2 separate regions of the Homo sapiens genome follow, and region 1 is linked to region 2. Evidence: read pairs that join two places in POLR2A ChIA-PET (ENCODE). Cell type or tissue: PC-9. All regions are shown on one strand.

Region 1 (8,000 bases), 140 kb after region 2:
AGCCTTGAATGTGGTTTCATACCATTATAATATGTTCTAGAGTACTCGCCTCAAATCCTTTTTGGAAGTAGGTGGGTCACCAAGCATTATTAGAAATAAGAAATTATGCAGCATCTTGATTTTAGATGCATATAGTATAGGATTTCTGCTTTACGTATGGTTTATTGCGGGAAGGGAAGGGAAAGGGTCATCTCAGAGTCTTAATGAAGCAGATGTGTTTTATTATGGTTTCTATCTAAGATGACCTGTTTCAGATATAGTAACTTTATATATATGGAATGAGAAAAGGCATCTATAATACAGCAAAGTTTCTAACTAGATAATAGAGCATAAGCCAGGCATGGTGACTTACAACTGTAACCCCAGCACTTTGGGAGGCCAAGGTAGGAGGATCCCTTGAGCCCAGGGGTTCAAGACCAGCCAGGGAACATAGGGAGACCTCATGTCTTTTTTTTTTTTTTTTAAGTTTTGAAAAAATAGAGCATATTTTTACTTTTATTCTGTGTGATTAACTGTTTTCTTATAATATGTCCTATTACATTCCATTTAGGTTAGAATGGCTGAGGAGCACTCTGAATTTGTTGTTGGTTTTATTTCTGGCTCCCGAGTAAGCATGAAACCAGAATTTCTTCACTTGACTCCAGGAGTTCAGTTGGAAGCAGGAGGTAAATCTGGTCACTGGTCGTGGCTCTTCCAAAAATGCTTCTTTACCCATGGCAGGCAAAATAAAACTTTGCATATTATTATACACTTGCTTAAGAAAAGCCTTCTTAGTCTAGAACAATAATGAATGAGCCCTTTGGTAACTATGTATCTTTGGACAAGTCAGTTTACTTCTTTTAGTCTAATTGTCTGTAAAATGGGGATGATAACAGTATTGACCTCATAAGGTAATCAAGATGCTTTAATGAGATAACATGTAGAATATTTAACACAATGTCTTGGCACAGAGTAAACACTCTGTACTTATAAGCCCTTATTCGTAAGCCCTAATAATTGTTTGACTAGATATTATAGTTAGGGTCTAGGCTTTTAAGAATACTTAAAGTATCTTGGATTTGGAAGATAATAAGCCATTTAACAGAATGCTTCTGAAACAGCGGAATTTAATAAAAAAGCAAAATTTAAGGATTCGGGTTTATGGATAGTCTGTGTGACCACTTGATGGGGTTCTTGTATATGGTAGTGGTCAGGTTAGACTTGCTCAGCAGTGCCTTGTGGTGATTCTAAGATGTGTGCTAAAATTTTCTTCAATTGTGAGGCCAATCTTTATTGTATTTTTTTGATATTGAACCTTTCTTTGCAACATATGAGTTTTACTTCTTTTTTTAATATATTGTTAAGCTACAGATGATCTAAAATTTGACATTGAGGGGGTGAATATTTAGGGCAACTTGAATTTATGCTTCTGGAAAAAAATTACATGAAAAAATAATGATAAAATAAATAAGGCTGGGTGCGGGGGCTCACGCTCGTAATCCCAGCACTTTGTGAGGCCGAGGTGGGCAGATCACCTGAGGTCAGGAGTTCAAGACCAGCTTGGCCGACATGGTGAAACCCTGTCTCTACTCAAAATACAAAAATTAGCCGGGCGTGGTGGTGCACGCTTTTAATCCCAGCTACTCGGGAGGCTGAGGCAGGAGAATCGCTTGAATCCGGGAGGCGGGGGTTGCAGCGAGCTGAGATTGTGCCATTGCACTCCAGCCTGGGTGACAGAGCAAGACTCTGTCTCAAAAAAATAAATAAATAAATAGGGCGGGGCGCAGTAGCTCATGCCTGTAATCCCAGCACTTTGGGAGGCTGAGGCGGGCGGATCATGAGGTCAGGAGATCGAGACCATCCTGGCTAACACGGTGAAACTCCATCTCTACTAAAAAATACAAAAAATTAGCCAGGCGTGGTGGCAGGCGCCTGTAGTCCCAGCTACTCGGGAGGCTGAGGCAGGAGAATGGCATGAACCTGGGAGGCAGAGCTTGCAGTGAGCCGAGATAGCACCACTGCACTCCAGCCTGGGTGACAGAGCGAGACTCCGTCTCAAAAAAATAAATAAATAAAAATAAATAAATAAATAAATAAATAAAATAAACTTTACCATTGAAAAGGAGTTGGTGATCATCTTTCTCCATTTGACGTCTCTGGCCTACCCAGTGAGTCTCTTCAGCTCCTGTTTTTACGCAGTTGCTGTACAAAAGGGGAACGAAAGTAGGGGCATGTTTTTATTTAAAGCTGGTTAGATACTTTTTCAGAGAAGTCATGTGACAGGTTTTCTGATTTTTGTATTATGTGAAACAACAATTTTTGTGTTTCTTGCAGGAGATAATCTTGGCCAACAGTACAATAGCCCACAAGAAGTTATTGGCAAACGAGGTTCCGATATCATCATTGTAGGTCGTGGCATAATCTCAGCAGCTGATCGTCTGGAAGCAGCAGAGATGTACAGAAAAGCTGCTTGGGAAGCGTATTTGAGTAGACTTGGTGTTTGAGTGCTTCAGATACATTTTTCAGATACAATGTGAAGACATTGAAGATATGTGGTCCTCCTGAAAGTCACTGGCTGGAAATAATCCAATTATTCCTGCTTGGATTCTTCCACAGGGCCTGTGTAAGAATGGGTTCTGGAGTTCTCATGGTCTTTAGGAAATATTGAGTAATTTGTAATCACCGCATTGATACTATAATAAGTTCATTCTTAAGCTTGCTTTTTTTGAGACTGGTGTTTGTTAGACAGCCACAGTCCTGTCTGGGTTAGGGTCTTCCACATTTGAGGATCCTTCCTATCTCTCCATGGGACTAGACTGCTTTGTTATTCTATTTATTTTTTAATTTTTTTCGAGACAGGATCTCACTCTGTTGCCCAGGATGGAGTGCAGTGGTGAGATCACGGCTCATTGCAGCCTCGACCTCCCAGGTGATCCTCCCACCTCAGCTTCCAGATTAGCTGGTGCTATAGGCATGCACCACCACGTCCATCTAAATTTCTTTATTATTTGTAGAGATGAGGTCTTGCCATGTTACCCAGGCTGGTCTCAACTCCTGGGCTCAAGCGATCCTCCTGCCTCAGTCTCTCAAAGTGCTGGGATTACAGGTGTGAGCCACTGTGCCCAGCCTAATTGCAGTAAGACAAAAATTCTAGGGCACCAAGAGGCTAAAGTCAGCACAGCTTTTCTTGTGTCCTGTATTCTCTGTCTAATGTGTTGCCCAAATAATACCTAATTGTTAGCCATTCCCCTCCATCTCTGGCCTAAAAGTGATAGTCCAGGTATCCACATGGGCTGGTTCCCAGAACTGCCATTGCTCACTCTCCAAAGAGGGGAAGGTGGGGAAGGGGAAGGTGACTATAGCTCAGCTCCTGAGCTAGTATCTGGCTGTTATTTCAACAACCGGAGTTGGGGTTTGGGCTCATTTTTTCCCCTAGCCAGCAATTATGGACCAGTAGTAACACAAGTGACAGCTTCCTGTGACTGACTTCACAATTAGGAGGTCTAAGATTCCATTTGGGTATTTGCTTAAGGATCCCACATAATTGTCCCAACGGTCATTAGTAGAGGGGAGGTAAGCCTTCATTAATAATAAAGAGAAAGCCCACATTCAAGGTGGTGTTTGAGCAGGGGCAGGGTGAGGGCTGTCCCGGTGCTCATTGCACCAGCACACTCACATTCCTTCTCATTTGGGGCCCACCTGCAGGAAGTGGCACAGGATCAGCCATTTCCCCACCCTTGTCAGCTGATGGCCCACTGTTCTTTAATGACTCAGAGGAATGCCTAGGATTTTTTTTTTTTTTTGAGACAGAATCTCACTGTCGCCCAGGCTGGAGTTCAGTGGCACGATCTCGGCTCACTGCAACTTCTGCCTCTCTGGTTCAAGCAGTTCTCCTGCCTCAGCCTCCCGAGTAGCTGGGACTACAAGCCTAGGATTTTTAACTCAGGTTTTTATTATATTCCCTCCTGAAGTTTTTACTTCAAGAGCTTCTGCTCTAAAGTCCAATTTGGGCTTCATGTCCCCAGTGCTGCATCTCCAGGGAAATGCTGTCTGTGGGAGAGACCAACTCTCAAGGAAGAAGTGGCCACAGAAGGAGCAGGAAGGGAGTTGGCCCTCAGGGCTACTCTGGGGAAGCCAAAAGTCATGAAGGGGAGAAGAATTTTCTGACAAAAACTTGCAGGAATCTCTTAGGTGTCTTCAGTGTTGGAGTGATATGTTGAGAGGCCTTTGGAGTGATGTGCTGAGGTCTCAGGCGCCCACCTCCCTGGCTGTCACTTCCATGTGTCAGTGGTTCTCCCACTTTAGCAGGTATCAGAGTCACCTGGAGTCTTGTCAAAACAGGTACCAGCCCCACCCGCAGCGTTTCTGACTCTGGGTAGCTCTGGGATGGGGCTTGAGAATTTGCGTTTCCAAAAAGGTCCCAGGTGATGCTGCGGTTGCCTGCGCAGGGACTGGACTTTGAGAACCACTTCACTGGTTATTCACATTTCTGCCTCTGCAGTGAGACAGCCTTGAGGTCTGCCTCCTGCTAAGAGTCACATGCTCCTGTCCTTTAGAAATGTGGGCTCCTGCCATCTCCAGGACGCAGGCACTGTTCCTGTTGATGAACCCTATTTCACAGGACCCCTGCTAAGGTGATTTGAGGGGAAATGAGAGGAGGCTCAAATAATCACCCAGCCCCTGCCACTTACTGAAAGTGTAGGTCCTTGTGCCCCACACCATCAGAGTTTCTGCGTTAGCAGATTTGTGGTTTGCCCAGCAGCCTGGGCGTGTGCATTTCTAATGGGTGCCTCAAGTGATCTGTTTCTGATTTGTATTTCTATTGTGAAGAGTCAGCCCAGTACTGCAGGCCTCTTACCTAAGCAGAATCCCAGTCTGGCATCAAAGCTTTAGAGGACAAGTTGATTCAGGCAGAGAAGAACTTGGGCTATACAAGCGCTGTTCTTCAGCATTGAAGTATTTTGGAGGCATTAGATAGTTTAACCCTTTCTCAGTCAAGGAATATTTACAGAACATGATCTCTGGGCATTGTAACTCCTGGTCTTAGTGGGGAATATAGGGACCCCATGTCTCCATGGGGTGCACAGAATGTCTGTGAGACTGATGGAGTGGAGAACGCCATCCCCCAGCCTCTCCAGCTACTCGAGGCATTCTGTAGAACATAAGCCCATAGATTGTGTGTGTGTGTGTGTGTGTGTGTGTGTGTGTGTGTGTGTGCATGCGCGCGCGTGCGCACTGGAGGAACCTAAGAAACTATTTGGTGCACTTCCTCTTATTTTAGAGCTCCCAAAGTGTAGCTCCAGAATCGTAAAGGGATATGCTCAGTCTCACAGCCAGCCTGTGGATCTCAGTCCCAACACTCACCCTTGTGCTACTGAGTCAGCTCTAAGAAAATCTGCCAAAAGTAGGCCGAGGGCTGGTTTTTTGTTTTGTTTTGTTTGTTTGATACAGGGTCTTCACTCTGTTGCCCAGGCTGGAGTATATCATGGCTCACTGCAACCTTGACTTGGGCTCAAGCGATCCGCTCAAGTAGCTGGAACTACTCTCAAGTAGCTCTCAAGAGCCTCTCGAGTGGCTGGAACTACAGGCGTGCACCACCACAGCTGGTTAATTTTTAAAATTTTTTGTAGAGACGGTGGAGGAGGTTCTCACTGTGACTCAGTGTGTGCCCGACAGCAGAGCCCACACCACTCCAGTTGCAGTGGTTGCCATCTGGGTCATCAGACCTGGCTGTCAGGGGTGCAGCCACAGGAGAGCCAACAGCAGAGGGTGCTGGCCGCTGAGCTAGCTGCTAATGCTGGCCTGGGTGCAGTTCTCATCCAAAGTACCCGGTGGGTGGGAGTCACTCAGTACCAGTTCCGAGCCTGAACCCAAACTCTCGTGTTTCTGCTCACCCCTCTCTGGCTTCTGCCACCACATGGGAAGAATATGCCCTGGTTAGCCCATGGCTTCTGAAGAGCAAGAGAAAGTAGAGCAGAGCCTACTCCAGCCTCCCCCGTCCAATGTATGAAAGCCCCAGCTGATCTGTAAGCCTGGGAGCGTGATAAATGCTTAGTAGTGCATGCCATGGAGTTCCAGGGTGGTTTATTACACGGCAATATCTAGCTAAATACATTTAACTTGCTGCAGCTCTCTGGATCCAGCCTGGTTACCAGGAAGACAAAAACTGGGCTCCACCAGGAACCAGTCTTCTGCCTTCCCAACCATCACCTCTGGCTGCATCAGCGATCTCTCCCAGCGAAATAGCTGCTTGGTCTTGTGTGAATCCTGTACTTTAACACAGTGGACCAAGTGTCAGTCATTGAAAATGACCATGAGTAACCCTGTGGACTCTCTGCAGCTTGGTTCCTTTGCCCCTTAACAGGTGGGTATGAATCGTGTCTTCAGTGCCAGGGCTGAATGAGAAAGGGCATTCCTTTTTGAAGGAATCTGATACTAAACACAAAGCATGAGAAAAATCAGGACTTGTTGGAGTTATATTTTTAAAATATATATTTTAACAGTTATATATATTAGATATAATATATAATAGTATATATAAATAATACTATATTGCCCAGGCTGGTCTCGAACTCCTTAGCTCAAGTGATCCTCCTGCCTTGGCTTCCCAAAGTGCTAGGATTACAGGTGTGAGCCACTGCTCCCGGCCTGTTGGAGTTCTTTACATTTATTTTATAATCAATGCTGTTTTATTAAATGCGGATTTTATTTTGGATTACAGGATGTAGAATGCCATATTTTTCTTAGATCATAGGGCCTTTCACATTTGTAATTTGGCCTTGTATGAGTTACCCTGCAATCCCTTTGTTTTCCCCATAACCCTTCCAAAGGAAGGCCGCAATAGAAATACAAAGAGAAACAAAATAATTAGAATATTTTTTAACTTCTAAAGTTCAAGGTTTTGGCATAAGTCTGGTTTAGAAGCACATTTGCCTAGCCCTTTCCTTCCCACCAAGGGGGAAAGTCTTCCTCTAGACAAGAGGCAGAGGGCTCCTCAGAGTCAGATCCTGGTGTGGGCTCTCACGTGCTGCTGCTGAATCCCAGGGAAGGAGGGAGGAAGGGCAGTTGACACCCAAAATAAGGGTGGGGAACTGTCAGCAGAGGAGGTCTGTGTCATGTTTTTCAGCGCTGGGGTTGGGGGGAGCCCAGGAGAGCAGGAAGATCCAGAGATCCCTCGCCCCAGCTCGGCCATGTGTGTCTGGGACAGAGCCTGAGGTGGCCTGAGCTTCCTGTGGCTCCAGAGTAACATTATAGAGAAGCTGAATTCTCCTGTTTTTCTGAAAAGGGCATGGGAGTTAGCTGAGAAGCAGACCTGGTGGGCCTGAGAGTCTCAATCGTCAGGTAAGGACAGTCAGTGGGAAGTGGACGGGCCGCACAACCAAGGTTCTCATGAGGACAACCATGTCTTCGGGGGTGCCCTTGTGCACAGACAGCTCCATAGTCCTGCCTCCAATGTCCCAACACTGCATTGTCTCCCTGCACTTAGCAGCCCTGCAGGGTGAGACTTGGGGAGGATCCTGAAATGATTGTATTTAACAAGACATGCTGTCCTTGTTTACCTGGAACCTAGCAATGTTGTTTTCTGCCACAACTTGAATAGATACTTGAAGCAGAGATGATGTTGAGTTAAAAAAAATATATACATAAAAATATGGGTTCTTTTCAACCTGAATAGATGGCCTAAAAATTCAAACTTGCCTCATGGCATTTGTTCAAGGAAAACCGGTATAGGTAGTCTTTGACCTCCTTTCCTCCCTTATCCTTTGTTCTTCCTTCTGAGGACTAAACTCTGATTTATTTATTTATTTATTTATTTATTTATTTATTTATTTATTGATCATTCTTGGGTGTTTCTCGCAGAGGGGGATTTGGCAGGGTCACAGGACAATAGTGGAGGGAAGGTCAGCAGATAAACAAGTGAACAAAGGTCTCTGGTTTTCCTAGGCAGAGGACCCTGCGGCCTTCCGCAGTGTTTGTGTCCCTGGGTACTTGAGATTAGGGAGTGGTGATGACTCTTAACG
Region 2 (8,000 bases):
GACATAGAAATCTTAAGATATTTCTCTGCCCCGAGTTGGTCCCAAGTAAACCAAGTTGGGAGCTATTCCATAAATGTGAAACAGTGATAACAAAAAGGGGAAAAAAAGAAAAGAAAAATCAGTTGCTAAAGACAATAAGGGGAACAGTGCTGCGAGGTCCTGCCAGATTGCTGGCTAAAATAATTACGTAGAAGCTGATGTGAGCATAGCAGCCTGGGATGATCTGGGAGGACTCCCCAGGGGATGCAGGGTTCTCACTGCGTGCTAAAGAGCAGGAAGGGGTTTTTAAAGGGCCAAGGACATAGTGGGAGCAAAGCAGCAGGGATATTCAGGGGACCACAGAGGAAAACTTGGTTAGAGCTGCTTTCTAAAGCTGCACTGTCCAATCCAGTAGCCACTGGCCATTTGTGGCTACTGAGGACCTGAAATGAGGCCAGTCCAAATTGAGATATGCTGTATATGTAAATATTTAAAGCATCTCAATTTTTATATTGGTTATATATTGAAATGATATTTGGAGCTATTGTTTTGAAATGAAATATGAGATTAAAAAAAAACTTTTGGAGCTACTGGGTTAAATGTAATGCAATAAAACTAATTTCACCTGTTTGTTTCTACTTTATAATAATTAGTGAAATGATTCCATTCTATCTGTAGTAAATTTTATATATCTCTGTAGAGAAGATAGTGAAGTGTAGGACGGTCCTGCCCTTATGTTTGGAGGAACAGGGAGGGTGGAGTACTGGATCTAGTCTGAGGGAAGACCCAGCTCTTTGGAAGGAATCTGGAGGGCCAAGGACCCCAGTGAATTGGAACTCACTCTCAGGTTCCTGGAACTGTATTTTAGCCACCTGCTCCAGTTTGATTCCACAGAAATCTGTCCCACAGTGGCCACTTGTTTCTGGTATTTACAAACGTCCAGAGGGATTCTGGGGGAAATCAGCTGCTCCTCTGGAGGCCCAAGTCCATCTGAAATCACAGCTTGATTTCCAGAACCTAGGAGAGAGAGGTCCAGCTGGTCTTGATGAAATCAAGGGCTACTCCAATGGCCTGGAATCTCCAAAGAAGGTCGGAAGACTTTCTTGAGACATCCCAAGGGGCTTCCCGTAGCCAGGTGCAAGGTGAAGGTTGACCTGAAGCCAGACCTTGATTGCCAGTGTGCTCTAATTTAATCCAGTCCTGTGAAGTCTTCCCAGAGATCCAGTGAGGCCAGTGGCTGCCAGAGTATTCTGGGGCCTTGCTGGAGGCCTCCTGACTCCTGGTCCCCTCAATAATCAGAAATCTAAAGAGGACAAGGAACTGCTGTCATAATTTTGCAGTGTAGAGGGGCATCATATATAGGTCCTTCTCTCTCTCTTCCCCTCATTACCCCCTCTGTCTCATTCACACACGTTTTGTTTGTTTTTTTGTGTTGTTGTTGTTTGTTTGATGTTGTTTTTGTCATTGTTTTTGAGACAGGTGACATTTGCTCTGTCACCCAGGCTGGAGTGCAGTGGCTCAATCTCGGCTCACTGCAACCTCCGCATCCCAGGCCCAAGCCATCCTCCTACCTAAGCCTCAAGAGTAGCTGGGACCACAGTAGCACGCCACTACGCCTAGCTAATTTCTTATATTTAATAGAGACAAGGTCTTGCCATGTTGGCCAGGCTGGTCTGGAACAGCTGGGCTCAAGCAATCTGCCCACCTCAACCTCCCACAGTGCTGGGATTACAGGTGTAGCCACCACGCCTGGCCTCACACACATTTCTAAGTACTCTCAAGGAAAAGAACAAGATGCTCTGAGACTATCTGGGGACAGGGGTGGGGTGGGGGTTAGATTGGGCAGTCGGGACCCTGCCTGAGGAACTGACATAGCTACCAAGAGTCTTGTTACTACCCCTCTTCTGGCCCGCAAGTGGGTATTATTTGTGTTCTCTACCAAGTTTAAAAAGTATTTCCGAAAGGTTTTGCTAACTACTATGGGAGAACGTAAGGTAGGGAAGTAGAGTAAAAGCGGCATAAAGCTGGATAGCCTTATCATGCTCACATTTTTTAGGACCTTGCTTGAAGCCGACTTGCTTCAAGAGCTCTCCTGCCGTTCTTTGGTCTATAAGAACCTCTGAGGAACCTGTACCTAAGTCACAAAGGATCACTGCCAGGGCTCTTACTTCCTGATTTGCAACCTGAGTCTCGTCATAATTATGTTGGCACTGGGATCCAGATTAAAAGAACCAGAGTCCCATTCCCTGCAACCCACCTTGGCCTTTCCCATCTGTCTCTCATTTCTGTTCTGAGGCATTGCCATCCACAGCTGCTGCCTCCTGCTGCGATAACTGTTATTCAGGGTGTGCTGGCAGGGTTCAGCTGAGTCTGCATGACCCTCTTTGGGCAATGCTGTAGACCTGTTTCTGTAACATTTGGGACGTTGTACTCAGTGGCCTTTACGATCTTTTCCAATTCCCATTCCACAAAGGGATTTAAAAACCAGAGATAATCCTGTTTGTTTACTTGGGTTCTGCTTCAAAGCAGAAGACCTCAATAACCTTTTAAGGTTTTTTCCAGCCTTTCTAATTTTGAAGTTCCCATTTCTTTGGGCTTTGGTTTAGAAATTCTACCCCTTTCCCAATTTAACTTACAGCTTCACCACCAACTAGTGCTTCCATTTTAGAGTGTTAGCAGCCAACTCTGCCAGAGTGTCTATGGGTTCCACACACAGCTTGTTTCCCAGTGAATTCCCAGTGAGGTGGTCAAGTCTAAATTTAAACTATGACCCTTCTACCAGCATATGCAAGCCAGGGCTGCAAGAGCAAAATCAGAACTGAACTGTTCTCAGTGAGATGTGTGTGTAGGAGTTAGAAGAGAAAGTGGGCAAGGCTTCCCAAAAGGTAGACCAGCCGCGGGGAAAGAAGAGCAGGAGTTCAGGGTGAGGATAAGTGCAGTTATCCCAAGGGACTGTTGGAGTTTATTGTAGCATGGCTGGGTCCCTTGGAGAAAGTCAGCCAAACTCACCATCCTCTGTTTCCTCTCATTGTAACATACCAATGGCATAACTCACCTGGGTTTGTCATTACCATGGCTTCTTGCCAAGCATTATGGCACTTGTCTCTTATTCCAAAGTCACAGATCCTTGGTTTATGAGATACAATCTGCACATTATGTTATATTGGTTTCAACTCTTGTTTGGTTGCCTGGCTCACATCTTTATTTGTGTTTTTCTGTATCAATGGGTACGTATTTCAAAGACAGGACAGGGCAGTGGCTATAATTCTGGTTGTGGAATGGCTTTGCCAAGTCAGGTACTAGAAAGTGAAACTGCAAAGCATAGAAACTGATTTAGTTTGTAACGTTTAACTCATTATGATTTAGTGACACCTCCAATTTGTATTTATATTTGTGATTAGCATCCTATACCATGAAATTTATATATATATATATGTGATATCATATATGTGACTATATATGTAGGACATTTTTAGAGTGGCATCAGATGTGATTCAAATAGAGCAATCTTTATTATTCTGTTTGATTGTGATTGCTAACATATATTTTGGAAGTAGCCTAGAGGCAGGTTTGGAGAGGCTACCTTGAGTGCATGTGTTTTTCCAAAATGCCCCAGCTCGAAGTAAAGAGGAAAACCAGATTACAAAGCTTCTGAAGCTGGGGTTCTAGCACTCTCTGAAAGTGCCCAGGGTAGAATCATAAACAGGGCTATGACTAAGAAGGAACATGGGCCAGTTGGCCCTCTTGTGCTCATGCGTCATTTTCTCTAAGTAAGCTAGAGCTTTTTGTGGGCAATTCTCTGTCTTTAGTTCAGACCTCTAAGAGCCAAGCATGGGTTAGGAGGGTCAGACTGAGTCCCCCTCCTGACGTTAGAGCTTACTACATGTATGGCATTAGTCTGGTGACCTAACTTTATGGCAATGTCTTCATCTGCGCACTTGGGGAAATACAGGCATCTATCCCTGAGGGTGGTTGTGAAGATTCAAGTGAAAAAGTATGTGTGTATCACTTAGGGTAGTTCCTGGCTACCTGGTATATGGAATGCACTCAGTAAGTGTTAGCTTGAGAACAGCAACATTCTTCCCATTATCAGACATTTCTCTAACTTATAGGGTAATAGCTTTAAATGAGCCATTATGTAGGATGGAAGTAGATTAATGACTATTTCTCAAAGCTTTTAAGGAAAACAGACTTGTAACCTAGGTCTCAAACTATTGGCCTTTTGCCCAGGTTTTGAGCCCTGGGAGTGTCCGTGTTCAAAACAAGTTGCTGATCTGGTAGATCCTATGGCTGATTCACGATGACAATTGTTATTAAAAAGAGATGGTCTCCTCCCAGTGTGTTGGATTCTTAAGTAATTCTTCAACCAGGTCACTATTAAGGACCTTTATATGTATGTATTAGTTTGTACTATTATCCTGTATTCATGTTCAAAGTTGATGATCTTGGATGTATTCCTTTAGTTTCTACCATTATCTGCTATGCTGTGGTAAATATTCTGCCTTTTACGGCTCAGAAATTTCTATTCTGGCCAGTGTGGTGGCTCATGCCTATAATCCCAGCACTTTGGGAGGCCAAGGTGGGTGGATTGCTTGAGCCCAGGTGTTTGAGACCAGCCTAGGCAACATGGCGAAACCCCATCTCTAGGAAAAAAAAAATAGCTGGGTTTGGTGGCACCCACCTGTAGTCCCAGCTACTCAGTAGGCTGAGGGGGGAGTATGGCTTGAGTGTGGGAGGCAGAGATTATAGTGAGCCAAGATCACACCACTGCACTCCAGCCTGGACAACATAGCAAGACTCTGTCTCAAAAAAAAAAAAAAAAAGAAAAGAAAAATTTCTGTTCTGTTGGCAGCAACCCATCAGAGCTTCTTGTATTCAATAACCATACATACCAGTTTTAGGCAAAAAGAAATGACATTTTGGCTAAATATACTATTGGTTAGATTTATAGTTTGCAGTAGGCTTTTTCCAATAGTGAAAATCACATATAGACCTTCATGTTCAGTAGGAAGGAAGAAGTCAGAAGTCCCCCAAATTGACTTTCCTTGGTGCTGTCTACCCTGAGTTAAGTGATATGCCCATCCTTGAGTTAACGATCCACTGAGTGAAATATTTCTCTTATTGTCGGACCTACCCTGGGAGTGGAGACTCAGCAAGGACAGGGTTTCAACTCACAAAGCTGTGAAATCTGGGGTGCTCCCATGAAGAGAAATGGATGCTGGGGAGATGGATGGGTGCCAGCAGATGTCCTCTATGTCAAGTGTCAACCTAGGACCTGTAGTCTAATGAGAAACTATGATGAGTTTAAGAACTGAAATCCCTCTGCCTTCCCTGTTGTACGTGCCCAGAGGACAGAACTACCAGCTCTTCTAAAGGAGTGAGGGGAATGTGTTCAGGGGAGGCCTTGTGGAAAAGTGACACAGGGCTGGGTCTTAAAGGGTCAGGAGGGATATACTCCATCTAAGTTAGGCAAAGAAAATGGCACCAGGAAGGACATAGAGACCTGGATAGGAATGGAATATCCATGGTAACGATGAACAGGTGTGTGACTGTAGCATCCTTAGGTCTTCAGCTTTTGGGAGTCAGCCTATATGTTTCACAAATGACAAAGCTGAGGCTTAGAGAGATTAAATGATTCTCCCAAGAGTACTTAGTTTGTGTGTTCAGTCCTGGTTTCTTCTCACTTACTCTGCTGGCCCCAGTTAATTCCAGTTTTCGTGGTTTTTTTTTTGTTGTTGTTTTGTTTTGTTTTTGTTTTGTCTTTTAATTACTACAGTGGAATCTAGTGCAATTTCACATCATGTGCCTGAAACCATGGGATGGGTTAGCACTTCCAGAAGCAGCCTTTTCTTGTGGGGTATTATTTTTATTTGCATATGTAAACCCTCTGCCGCCAAAGCTCTTAACACAAGCATTGCCTGGCATACACACACAGACTTTTATACCCTAAATAGCAGAGGCCTGGAAATGTTTGTCTACCTTTGCCAGCATCTGACTGTGATTATCTTTAACCACAGTCACACTTGTTTGTCTCCTAAAATAGTATTGACTCTCCGGAGGAGGCTGTTTCTAGTCTTCAAAGCCCTCCCAGATATCTATCTCCTTCTACCTGCCTCCTCCTGGTAGCCTTGGCAGCCTCTAATTGATTCACTTAATTTTCTTGCTCCGTATGGCAACACTCCTGAATCCTTCCTTAAAATTCACAGACCTCTCCTTGTGGATTTTACCTCCCGGAGCCCACCTGTTGATTCAGGCAACTGAAGTGTGGCTCTGCTTGAGATGTTCCTCAGCTATTCTTCCTTCCTGTCCCTGGCTCTCCCTACAGGTCATGCCAATATGCAGGTGTCGACTTCCCCAGAGGATAGTAGCCCAAAGGCCAAGCTGTGTCTGACCTATAGGGAGAGACCCAGTCAATTTTTGAAATGGAGCATCTCTCCCCACAACTCTCCCACGAGCATGGATATTAAAAATGTGTGTCCTTGCTTTGAGGTTCTGTCTCAGAGAAAGTCAATATTCCCATATGCTAGTCTATTGGGTTCCTTTGCCTTAAAGTAAAGGTTGCCTCATTTTGACTTTGAACTTGATGGGGGCAAAAGGGGGAGAATGAAGGTGTTTTTACCTTATAGTATCTAACTATGCCCTCCCACCTCTCTAGAATAATACATTATACCAGGCTAGAAAAACTGCTTCAGATGGAGCCTGGTGATCTTATTTGAGAAGGTCATTCTCAGAGCCATCACTAGGATAAAGAGAGTGAACAACATCAGCTCACACATGTGATTCTGTGTTGCATGCTTTGGACTTGGATTCTATCACCGAGAGATCCCTTCTCTGAAACAGTTGGGGTGAAACATGGGTGGTAGACCCAAAACCCCCACAAAGTAAGAACTCTGAACAAATAGATGGTCAGGACTGCTTTCACGTTTTTTTTTTTTAAATTTATTATTATACTTTAAGTTTTAGGGTACATGTGCACATTGTGCAGGTTAGTTACATATGTATACATGTGCCATGCTGATGCGCGCACCCACTAACTCGTCATCTAGCATTAGGTATATCTCCCAATGCTTTCATGTTTTTTAAGCTTTCTCTATGCCTTGGATAGTGTATTCTCCAGAGTGAGGATGTGGAAGTTATGCATCGAGCCTGAAAAGAGCCACTCTTGGTGCTGCTGTTGGACTATATTGCTCTTCCCAAACCACAAAGGTTGTTTCTTTATAACCTTGTGATCATAGAATTGAAAGTTAAGGTGCTTAATGGTGGAAAATAGTTTGGGAAACGAAGGTTGGAGATGAGCTCATGAAAGCCCTATAAATATTTTTATGATCCTTAAAATAAATTATTCCACTAAGGGGAATAATAGTGATTACTATGTAATTTCCATTCTATTGGGTTAGAATTTTTCAGAGTTTTTCCTGATTCAAAATTTGAACTAGATGTTTTTTAATTTCGTTTAAAATTTTTAATTATTAACTAATTATTTTAGAGACAGGGTCTCACTCTGTCACCCAGACTGGAATGCAGTGGTACGATCATAGCTCACTGCAGCCTCAAACTACTGCACTCAAGCGATCCTCTTGTCTCAGCCTCCTGAGTAGGTGGGACCACAAGGATGTGCCATCATGCCTGGCTAATTAAAAAAAAAAAAAAATTAGGCCGGGTGCAGTAGCTCATGCTTGTAATTCCAGCACTTTGGGAGGCCAAGGTGTGCAGATTGCCTAAGCCAGGGGTTCCAAACCAGCCTGAGCAACATGGCAAAACCTCATCTCTACAAAAAATATATATATACAAAAATTAGCCAGGCATGCTGGTGTGCACCTATAGTCCCAGCTACTCAGGAGGCTGAGGTGGGAAGATCACTTGAGCCCAGGAGGCGAAAGTTGAAGTGAGCTGAGATCACGCTATTGCACTGCACAGGGTCTCACTCTGTTGCCCAGGCTGGTCTTGAACTCCTGGCCTCAAGGGATCCTCCTGCCTCGGCCTCCCAAAGTTCTGAGATTACAGGCATGAGCCAGCACATC

The links. ChIA-PET counts read pairs that join two places held together with the same protein. Peaks named below come from ENCODE experiments on the same cell type or tissue, not always from the same donor. Only the 100,000 strongest peaks of a DNase experiment are listed, where the experiment ranks them.
Region 1: POLR2A ChIA-PET joins it to region 2 with 11 read pairs; 4 of 35 experiments call an interaction of 5 or more read pairs at or near these places.

Annotation. Positions count from the first base shown.
Region 1 is chr3:124,741,602-124,749,601 of GRCh38, forward strand. UMPS (uridine monophosphate synthetase) reads left to right here. Exons shown (of 6, transcript NM_000373.4): 5 at 551-665; 6 at 2,314-7,672. The coding sequence ends at 2,483. Among named protein-coding and RNA genes, the nearest start is that of MIR544B, 13 kb to the left of the region's middle. In PC-9, no CTCF peak of the experiment used is centred here; no DNase peak of the experiment used is centred here.
Region 2 is chr3:124,597,241-124,605,240 of GRCh38, forward strand. The region is part of intron 34 of KALRN (kalirin RhoGEF kinase); the gene reads left to right. Among named protein-coding and RNA genes, the nearest start is that of UMPS, 130 kb to the right of the region's middle. In PC-9, no CTCF peak of the experiment used is centred here; a DNase peak (open chromatin) is centred at 3,061.